Linked DNA regions of Mus musculus: region 1 is linked to region 2. The links are chromatin loops, found by intact Hi-C in ENCODE. Cell type or tissue: left cerebral cortex. All regions are shown on one strand. Each heading gives the region's core, and the rest is flanking DNA. Links, peaks and the distances in the headings are about the cores only.

Region 1 (5,388 bases), core at 94-5,093, 290 kb after region 2:
CCATAGGCTGAAGATGCAGGTGACTGTAAATGTGGGAGACAAAGGAAGGCCCTGGTGGCAGATGAGCGAATACAACTAAAGAAACAAAGCCAATGGAAGCCAGTGCTTTCTCCATTTATACTTTCACATTTGTTTGTTAGACTCTCTGTCAGCTTCCTGCAGTAAACACTCGTGTCTTCATTTTATAGAAGAGGGAACTGAGTCTCGGGGTTAGTTAACCAAGACTCAGAGCTAAAAATAGTGAAGACAGGATTTAAACTGTTATATCTTCATAACTTAAATTTATTGTCAAGTAGTAGCAATAACAGAAGAGATGAAAGGAACCCAGAGCACAGTGGATATTGCTGATAAAGAGGAAGAAATCCAAGTGGGACCTTTGGGGTTAATTGTGCGTGAGTGTAAGAACTGTTGCAATCACAGCTCAAAACAAGCGAAGCAGAGGGAGCCTGCATTGTTACTAGGTTATTAGGATATGTCATAGGAAGAGGCATAGACTTTAATTTTTTATTTAATTTAGACGTGAACTTGGACAATTTGAGTATTTCTTTTCCTACTAATAATCACTCCCAACTTCCTGAATGTCCGTCCCTTTTGTAGGTCCCCCCGTCAGTCTCTGTCTTTCTCTGTGTCTCTGTATCTGTGTCTCTGTCTCCAGATCCTTACTCTCCAGCCATAGCTGGTTTGAAAATTACTATGTAGACCAAGCTGATTTCAAAATTCACACAGATTTCCTCAATCTCTGCTTCTCAAGTGCTTAAAAAATGCAGACCACTTCCTTGATGCTTCATTTGAGGAAGAAAAAAGTTTTCCAGAACATGTGTTAGAAAAACACCGAAGCACCATGTTTTCATTCTGTACTATTGTATTCATTAATAATATTTAGTTTTCTCATTCTCAGCCAATAATTTTTGGTTCTTTTGTTAATCATTTTGTTGGCAGGATAATAATTTTACAATAAATTATCTCCTGACGATTTTCAGGAGGTAACTGGCAAGTTAACTGTTTTAGCTACTGTTCTGTTCTGTGACAGAACATCATGACCAAGGCAACACGTAGAATAAAGCATGAAAGCATGCTTACAGTTTCACAGGGAGAGTCCATGGCCATCATGGCCGGAAGCATGACAGTAGGCACAGCAGGCAGGGAGGTGAAAGAAAGCCACATGTGATCCACAAGCACAGGACAAAGAAGGAGCTAATAGCAATGGTTTGGGATTTTGAAACTTCAAAGCCAACCGCAGTGGCACACCCACCTCCTCCAACAAGGCCACACTTAGTAATCTGTTCCAAAGAATTCCTCTAACTCTGTACCAAGCATTCAGACATATGAACCTACTTTAGTTAAAATTTTATTGCTTTGAAGGGACATTGTGACCAAGGCAACTCTTACAAAGGAAAACATTTCATTGAAGCTGGCTTGCAGTTTCAGAGGTTTAGTCTATTATCATCATGGTGGGAAGTACAGCAGCATGCAGGTAGAAATGGTGGTGAAGAAGGAGCTGAGAGTTCTACATCTTGATTGCTGGAAGGAAAAGGGGACTGTCTTCCACACTGGGCAGGGCTTGAGCATAGGAGACCTCAAAGCCCATCCCAACATTGCCACAATTCTTTTAACAAGGTCAGGCTATGCCAAGAAGGCCATACCTCCTAATGGTGCTACTCCCTATGAGCCAAGCACACAGAAATCTTGGAGGTCATATTTATCAAACCACCATAGAGCCTGCAGGTCATTTACCTTCAAGCTACTGCAAACACCTTGCCTTTGAATCTCAAGACTGAGTTTTGAGATGAATGCACTCTGGCTCTGTTCTTTGATTCCATTTTGCTGAACTTTAGATGACTGGCAGTAGCATTTGGAGTTTCCTGTAATGACATTCTAATAATAGCAGTTTCAAGTTGCTTTAATGAAAAAGATTCATTGAGTGCTTGAAATTGGTTATTTTGATACAGAGGATAACAGGTACACGTTCTTCGAGATCCACTTGCAGCAGAATTTCCTTTGTTAAAGTGACCCACTTCTGCTGCTTTTCTAAAAATCTATACTACTCTGGACTGTCATTTTTAGAAAGTGCATCGTTCAGCGTGCCTTTAATTGTCTAATAACGATATAAAAAGAAAAAACACACAGTGGTTCATTAGTATTGACAAAAGGACGGCTAAGCAATTGTCCAAAGGGTTGAAGAGTGGAGTAGGAATTGCTTTACTATGAATATATGTTTGAAGGGCATAAGGATTCTTTAGATGCCTTTATCTTACACATAAATCATTATTATTATTATAATGAGTCTCCTCTCACAGTAAAGGCCCTAGCAGCGATTGTTCTGCTTCTGTGACAGCTGGAATTGAGAATGCAGTAAAAGTGAAACGAATTACATTGCAGATGAATTGGGCACTTGTCAATTAAATAGAGAATTATAAGTAAGGCAAAAGCAGACTATAAGGTCTGATAAATATCAGAATCTCACTCAGGAAATCTGGATTTTAAATTGTTCATTTTCTACATTATTACCCTTTAGGTTATGCTATACAGCTTTCAAGAAAGCACCCTTCGGCCACATGGTGGCATCCTTGTAGTTATGATGGCATTTTAAAGCTAACTCCAAGCTAGAGAAGGGAATTCTTGACACATTCCATTAAATGTTCATCTTCAGATGAAGTGTACATGAAGCATTATGCAATTGACCTATAAAGGTATGACAAAACGTTAAATATGCGTTTTCCCTGTGAAAAATCTAAGAATAAATCTGAGCTTAAGAACAATTCCTCCATTCATAATGCATCTGCTTGCCTCTGTATCCGAGGGATTCTCCAATCAAGGACAAAGAGTGACTAAAAATAAAAGTGGGTACTCACAACGATTCAAGTAATTAGAAATGGCAATCTGATATACTGTTAAAATGTACAGTCATGAATGTTATTTCCCCTGACTGCTACAGATTTGAAGTCTTAAGCTCCTCCCTCTGACTAGTCTGAAATTCTTATAATCATGATGACATAGATTAGTTTTCATTTGAAACAATGTTTTCTTCCTGTTTTATGCAATCTATCTATCTATCTATCTATCTATCTATCTATCTATCTATCTATCTAGTTTTTCTGTGCTACAATCTTGGCTGTTGCTGTGTTTTATAAATAAGAAAGAAAGAACCAGGACATGTTTGGTTGAGGCACAGTATGGTGAGGTGGAAGGGGGTACCTCTGCTGGCCCATGTTGAGGCATCCCTTCCCCCTGAGGTACCAGCCATATGACAGATATAGTATAAAATAGAGTCTATTTAGGGCATGGGGAGGGGAGTTGAGGTTGGAGTAGAGATAGAGAAAGGCAGGGAGAGGCGGGAAAGGAGGGAGGGAGGGAGAGAGAGAGAGAGACAGAGACAGAGAGAGAGAGACAGAGATAGAGACAGAGAGACAGCGATAGAGAGATAGACAGAGAGGGAGGAGAGGCCAGCCAGGAACACATGGAGGTGGGAGGGGAATGGGAGAGAGAAGGAACAGAGAGAATAAGAGAGTAAGAGGGTGAGGATGGGGCAAGTAGCCCCTTTTATAGTGAGTCAGGCATACCTGGCTGTTGCCAGGTAACTGTGGGGCAGAGCCTAGAAGCTGTCCTGGTACTCTGTTTTATAAATCAGGCTGGCTTCCAACTCACAGAGATTTGCCTGTCTCTGCTTCCCCGATGCTGTGATTAATGATGTGCATCACCATACCTGGCTTGCATGTTTGTCTGTCTATCTATCTATCTATCTATCTATCTATCTATCTATCTATCTATGTATCTATCTATATCTATTGCCTTGTCGGAATGGTGCTTGGAGTGAAGATTGGACCCAGGCTTATTCTTGATGATGCTGAACTTCTAAATAACTCTGGGGTTTGTGCTCTGGAATCATTGTCTCTGTGCACTGACACTGAGACCAACATGAGGTCCGGGTGCAGATTTAAGCATCTGTGAGAGGTTTCTCTGTAGGATCTTAGACAAATAACAACATTGTCTCTCTAACATTGTCTTTCCTCTTAGATTCCCCTCCCCTTTCAAAGAGGAAGATAAGTGGGCTTTTATTTTCTTCCAAAAGCCCCTCTCTTCTATTTTTATACTTTGTGCTAAAAGTCATTGAAAACATTAGCTTCTTGTTTAATCTTGGAGTTATTTTAAAAGATAGAATAAATTGAACATTCTTAGGAAAATATAGACTTAAAAAATTTTCCACCAAAGGCTTCTTTATTTGGGTTTGTGGCTTGGTTGATATATATTTAAAAAAATCTCTCAGGCAAGTTATGGAATTAAAAATCATAGATATTAGATAGCCTAGATATATTTCTGGCTTAAAACATGTCTGTATTCTACATAATCAACACTCTGTAGTTTATTTAGTCTTAAAATTTAAATTTCTAGAATTTGAACTTAGCTAACCTGTTGTTTCTGCATAGCCAGTTAACAATATATTAGAAGGCATTAGTTAAATACTTAGATTCCAGTAACTCATGACGTTGTCCATTTCAGGTTCACAAATCAATTGTTTTAAATCATTTGTATTTTATCCAGAAAGTAACTAAAAGAGATAAACACACCAATTGAGAAAGTATGAGGATTGGAGAGAATTAAATGGTTATGGGGCCATTGCTTTCCCTAGAGGACCACTAAGGAAATGCCTGGTCAGCAGCAGGCTGTGACTGGGCGCTTAGAAATGGAACCGGAATTCCATCTAAGGGAAAGGAAGCTCTTCCCGGTTTATCACAGTAGCTCTTGAAGACCAAACATTACATTGTATCCCTAAGAAGAATAAGAAAGCTAGTTTATCATAACTTGTAGTTGCCAGTTGGCTTTTGGAGTAGAACCCCTGACTCCACAGACTTGTGCCTAATGTTTTATTTCATTTTTCTCACTGGGAAGAATAAAAATATAGAGTCCCATGCTTAAACATGAAACAGAATGTGGGTTTTTTTTTTTTCTAAATCATATAAATCAAACTTAAAGACTCGGCGATGCTGCATCTAGTTTAACACTGGTAGACACACGGATTAGCTAACTCTGCAGAGTCTTATCACCCACAAGGACTGTAATTGTGAATATATTTTCAGGGTAAGGTAAACAGATTAGTTATTGGGATTGTAATATTCTTCACAAAACTGTAAAGACAAATTCTTTGGGGTCTGTGCTTTAATGACATGGTAATCTGAGGGCAATATTGTTCCAGTTTTAATCCGGTGCATAGTAGAGAATCACAGTCATCATTCATGTTTTTTTTTTCCTGTCATTAAGAAATGATCATCTTGAGTTTCTTGTGTTTTGCAAATTGTATCTTGGGTATTCTGAGTTTCTGGGCTCATATCCACTTATCAGTGAGTGCATATCATGTGTGTTCTTTTGTGACTGGGTTATGTCACTCAGGAT
Region 2 (5,388 bases), core at 269-5,268:
TTTGTCCAAACACCAGCTCTCGCCTTTATTTTACAAATTAAGGTGGAAAGGTTTACAGGAGTTTACCTGAGTGCTGACTCATTCCTTGTTTGCATCCCCTCACAGAAGAAGGGAATTAGCATCAAATTACAAATAGCCCCAGAGCTATTTGCAACACCATATATCAATAGCTTGCTTAGCTATTACTAGAGAAGCTTCCTTCTTCAACAGATGGGAACAAATACAGAGACCCACAGCTCAACATTATGTAGAGAATAAGAGACCCTAACTCAACCCAACCCTAATTGGGATGTCTCTATCAAATCTCTCCTCTCAGGGCTAAGGAAACCCTGTAGAAGAGGAGGCAGAAAGAATTTAAGAGCCAGAGTGGATGGAAGACACCAAGAAAATGGTCTTCTAAATCAACATGATCAAGGTTCATAGGAACTCACAGAGACAGAGGTAGCATGCACAGGACATACAACAGTGGGATTTTGGAGCTGAAAGGGCAAGAGGACACCCCGACCCCATCCTTAACCCCTAAGCAGTCTTCAATTGATAGCAACTTGCAAAGGAAAATTTAGTTTTCTACAAGGGACTCTTACTGGGGAAACAAACTATCCTAATGCATAGGCTGTATGCCCCGCAGTAGATAGCAAAGAGAAAAACCAACCCAAGGGCATCTCTGGATGTTCTGTACTCGTCAGGCCCTTCTCTGTCCCTATATAGTTTAATCATATTTTACTTACATATTTTTTTCTTCTCTCTTTTTACCCTAAAGGTTCTTTGCATATTTATGGCTTCCAGTTTAGTGTTTTTATGGGATTCCAAAGTGTGTGAATGAGTGTATTTCTGTTTCTTGAGCCTTTTCTTGGGCTCTTTTCCTTTTGTGTGTTTCGTCCTATTCTGATCTGTTAGTTTTTGTTATATCATATCATGTTAATGGTAGAGGATGTGGGGAGGAAATAGGAGGAATGGGGGGGGGTGGGAAAATATAATCAGGATATATTATGTGAGAAAAATATCTATTTTCCAAAAAAGGAAAACAAAGATATGTATGACCTAATTATCATAGAATTTTCATTCTAGATGCCCCTCCACACCAAGGCATTGTTTTATCTTCAAATAATGGTTCTTATAAGAAAGGTACCAGACAATGATGTGTTTCACAGGTGAGGCTTTGAGTAAAGTACATATAATTTCTGGTATTGTTGGAAAGAAATGTGTTATTTTTAGATAAATTTGAATGTAAGAGCAGATGCTTTCTGATGAATTCTGGAAGGCAAACTCTTGACAAAACATTGCAAATTGTTGAAATACGTAATAAAATCAAGAGAAAAAGAGACATGTCATCCCTAAATAATTTGATTTTATTCACTGACTGGTACAGGTGCATGCAAACACTTATCTTTGAAGTGTACCTACCCCACTTAAAAACCCTTTGGATCCAGTGAACCTATCACTGTTTGTGCAAAACTGCCAAAAAGCACTATTAAGAAACAGGCAAAATAAATAAGCAACTCAAAATCTCAAGGTGAAATCTCATGTCTTGTAATTAGGCAGCTGTAGGCTTCATCACGCAGGTCTACTGTTCTGGGACAGTGACATCTGACTCTCCAAGCCACTTTCCTTTTGGGTGGGCATGATACTTTCTGTTCTATGTGGATATTTGAGCAGGCATCCTTCGTTCTCCTAATGAGCACCAGATTCTCCCAGTGTGTAAATTAAGCTCTTTTGGAATCCACTACCAGGCCACAAGGGTGTCATGCAGTGCACTGAAGTAGTAATTTACTAAATGGGACCCTCATGGCCTAAGAGAGGTCATTTAGCTTCCCAAATGCCTACCTTAACCAGGCAATGGTTTATGGTCTGGAGAACCTAATGAGTGTTCAATTATACTATTACATTTAGAAAAGGAGGCTCATATAGCCCCAGGAATTTTGGATGTGCTGCATGCTTTAGCTCAAACTCAAGTTATTTTTAGACTTTTGAGTCGCACCATTTATTCCCACTGGGCTGTATAAGCAACCTTCTCTTCCCCCAACTTAAGGATTCTACTGGGTTTTACCAGCCATAATGTTGTAAACCTGACTTCATTCAAAGGACTGATTGTTATTGGAAAGGTGATAAACACTGAAAAACATCTATCACTTGGTCTCACTCACTCACAGGAACAGATTTTTCTACCTGGAAATGAAAACCTTAACACTGGACCGTGGCTGTTTTGCAGTGGTCACGGTACAGTGTCCTCCGTAGAGATCCTCTGCTTTTGTTCAGCAGTGATAGGAATTGTTTTCAACTTCTAAAAGACTGTGTTAGCCTATTGTATTCAAAAAATTCAAAATCATAGTTAAAACGGATCCATATAGCTTAAGAATATGATGTGTAGATGTTTCACATGGTTTTGGGGCCTTTGAGTTACAAGACAATAGACCAATGTTTTCCTTGCAATACATAGAGATGGCCGGGGTGCCGTCATTTCTATTTTCTCTAGGTGGCAGCTTAGCTCTACCTCAAAACATTGTCCTTTTGGTATTTTTTTCTCACTGACATTTCAGTTTAGAGCTAGTATCGTAATACACAACAACATGTAAAATGGACACAGCCAAACATGAGCTGCCTGCCTTTAATGTCTTGACAAGGTTTTTCATGTAGCCTTGCCAGACTGCTGATTTTAATAGAAGGACTTGGATATAACAGTATTTTCAAAAAGTGCTCTTATTTGCCATTTCCTCACATGAAGGTCAATAGCTCTCTTTATGATCAGGTTTCAGTTACAAGGCAGCAGAACTGTTCTGGGCTTTGGACATTATTTGCATGTATTGGGCCAGTTGTCATGCTATTTAGTTACATCAGAGATGTTTTTACTTCCTCCTCTCTATTAGAATTACTGGAGCAGCTGGTCCGAATGTCACCATACCCTCGTCTGTTCAATGAGAGTCCAAGTGCCTCCTTGAGAACTATGAAAACAGCAGCTGAGAACAAGAAGAAGTAACGGCTCAATGTTTTACATCATTAGCTCAGAGTGCAGCAATTGCAACCCCTTGGGTAAAAACGTCTGAAGACATTTAGAAGAATTTATCATTACAGGTTATTGAAATGTACTCTCTCTGTCTCTATCTCTGTCTCTCACACGAGCTGGCATGCACAGTGTGTGTGTGTGTGTGTGTGTCACAGTGTGGAATGGATGTCAGAGGACAAATGGATGTCAGAGGACAACTGAAGGAACCAACTCACTCCACCCACCATGAGGTCTCAGGGATCGAACTCAGGTTGTCTGGTGTGGTTCCTTTATCCTTAGAGCCACTTCACTGGCCCTGACACTTTTGATTGTTGAAACTGGTGACAGAGAAGCGTTGCTAGCAGCATCTAGAATGTCAGTAGAGCCTAAGGACACTGTTAAGAACCCTCCAGTACAGACGACAGTTTTTCACAACAAATGTGTCCAGCACAAATGAGAGTTAACCTATGGTAAAGGAAAGAGCGGCAGATGACGAGTACGGAGAACAGAACCAAGCTTCTTAATCAACACAAAATGCATATTTAAGTACGTTACTGGAGGTTATAAATATCATCACGCCCTTTCTGAAAATTCCTTCGGAAAACATTTTCTTGTGATTAATTCAGTAACAGATTTCTCATGAAATGATGACTCTTTCACGTTGCTCCACCTGTTTTCACTCACATAAAAAATAAGCTGTGTCCTTGAATTTTATTTTCTTAATTAACAACAATGTTCAAGTCTTATTTTGCATATCTACAAACTCAGGGAACCTCTTTGTGAGAACCAATGTTTACTGAATACACAGAGTTAGTCTGCACAGCTGTCAAGGTCTGTATTCGGGCTTCTTGCCTTACTATTTTGTGAGTCAGTTTTATTAAAACAGGTTTGAGGTGTCTCAAGTTTATCAGTCTTATTGACTATGGAATATATTAATTAAAATTATTGAAAAAAATCAAGGTTTGATCATATTGAAGTTCCTGAAGGATTTAGTAAAAGAAGTGACTTAATTTGTCACTGCCAAGAGCCTGGGAAACAATGACAAACTTGTTTAGCATCCTGAGCCTGTGCAGCTGGCACAATTCATCATCACGTTCTGCCTGAGGAGCCATTGTAGGGCATAATTAAGAGTACTCACTATATATGGCTTCGTCAGGTACTCTGACATTTAATAAGCTGATATGCTAAGATTTCTCCGTTACCTTTTGTTCTTCTTTGATCAATTATCTTTCAAATGACATCTTATTTTAAGCCCTTCTTCATAAAATGGATTAAGTTTGAGTAACTTCTGTGGTAAGGAAGGAACCTGCAGAAGCCCCAGGGCACCATTGCAGGAGCTCAGCCTTCAAATGAAGAGTGTGTCACCTCTGGAGTAGGCTCAACGGGCTTGCTTCAGTCACTGCCTTTTAATTCTTAGATATCCATGTGTTCATCTAGCAGTGGGGGTGGAGGGGTGGGGGAGGGAGGGCAATGATTCTTCTTTGACTTCAAACCCTTTCTAATTAGAATCTGCATTCTTTGCTCCTCCCCTTCTCCAGCAAACTTTTTCTTTTTTCTTTTTAAACAAAATTATTTTATTAGTTTCTATTTATTTATTTATTTTTTAATTGGGTATTTATTTCATTTACATTTCCAATGCTATCCCAAAAGCCCCCCACATGCTCCCCCACCCACTCCTCTATCCACCCACTCCCACTTCTTGGCCCTGGCGTTCCCCTACACTGAGGCATATAAAGTTTGCATGACCAATGGGCCTCTCTTTCCATTGATGACCAACTAGGCCATCTTCTGATTCATATGCAGCTAGAGACACGAGATCGGGGGTGGGGGGTGGGGGTGGGTATTGGTTAGTTCATATTGTTGTTCCACCTATAGGATTGCAGATACCTTCAGCTCCTTGGGTACTTTCTCTAGCTCCTCCCTTGGGGGCCCTGTGATCCATCCAATAGCTGACTGTGAGCATCCACTTCTGTGTTTGCCAGGCCCCGGCATAGTCTCACAAGAGACAGCCATATCTGGGTCCTTTCAGCAAAATCTTGCTAATGTATGCAATGCTGTCAGCGTTTGGAAGCTGATTATGGGATGGATCCCCAGATATGGCAGTCTCTAGATGGTCTATCCTTTCGTCTCAGCTCCAAACTGTGTCTCTGTAACTCCTTCCATGGTTGTTTTGTTCCCAATTCTAAGAAGGGGCAAAGTGTCCACACTTTGGTCTTCGTTCTTCTTGAGTTTCATGTGTTTAGCAAATTGTATCTTATATCTTGGGTATTCTAAATTTCTGGGGTAATATCCACTTATCAGTGAGTACATATTGTGTGAGTTCTTTTGTGATTGTGTTACCTCACTCAGGATGATGCCCTCCAGGTCCATCCATTTGCCTAGGAATTTCATAAATTCATTCTTTTTAA

What was found. Hi-C counts contacts between places; a loop is a spot of excess contacts. Peaks named below come from ENCODE experiments on the same cell type or tissue, not always from the same donor. Only the 100,000 strongest peaks of a DNase experiment are listed, where the experiment ranks them.
Region 1: it touches region 2 in a loop (2.4-fold over the local background); 3 of 42 quality-filtered maps call a loop at or near these places.

What each region holds. Positions count from the first base shown.
Region 1 is chr12:59,795,671-59,801,058 of GRCm38, forward strand. No RefSeq gene overlaps it. Among named protein-coding and RNA genes, the nearest start is that of Gm22673, 130 kb to the left of the region's middle. In left cerebral cortex, for the core only: a CTCF peak has its summit at 2,562 (motif pointing right); a DNase peak (open chromatin) is centred at 2,589; H3K27ac peaks cover 212 bases.
Region 2 is chr12:59,507,576-59,512,963 of GRCm38, forward strand. Gm51997 (a long non-coding RNA gene) reads left to right here. Exons shown (of 3, transcript XR_003950242.1): 3 at 2,865-3,014. Among named protein-coding and RNA genes, the nearest start is that of Gm51997, 21 kb to the left of the region's middle. In left cerebral cortex, for the core only: a CTCF peak has its summit at 2,472; a DNase peak (open chromatin) is centred at 2,494; H3K27ac peaks cover 293 bases.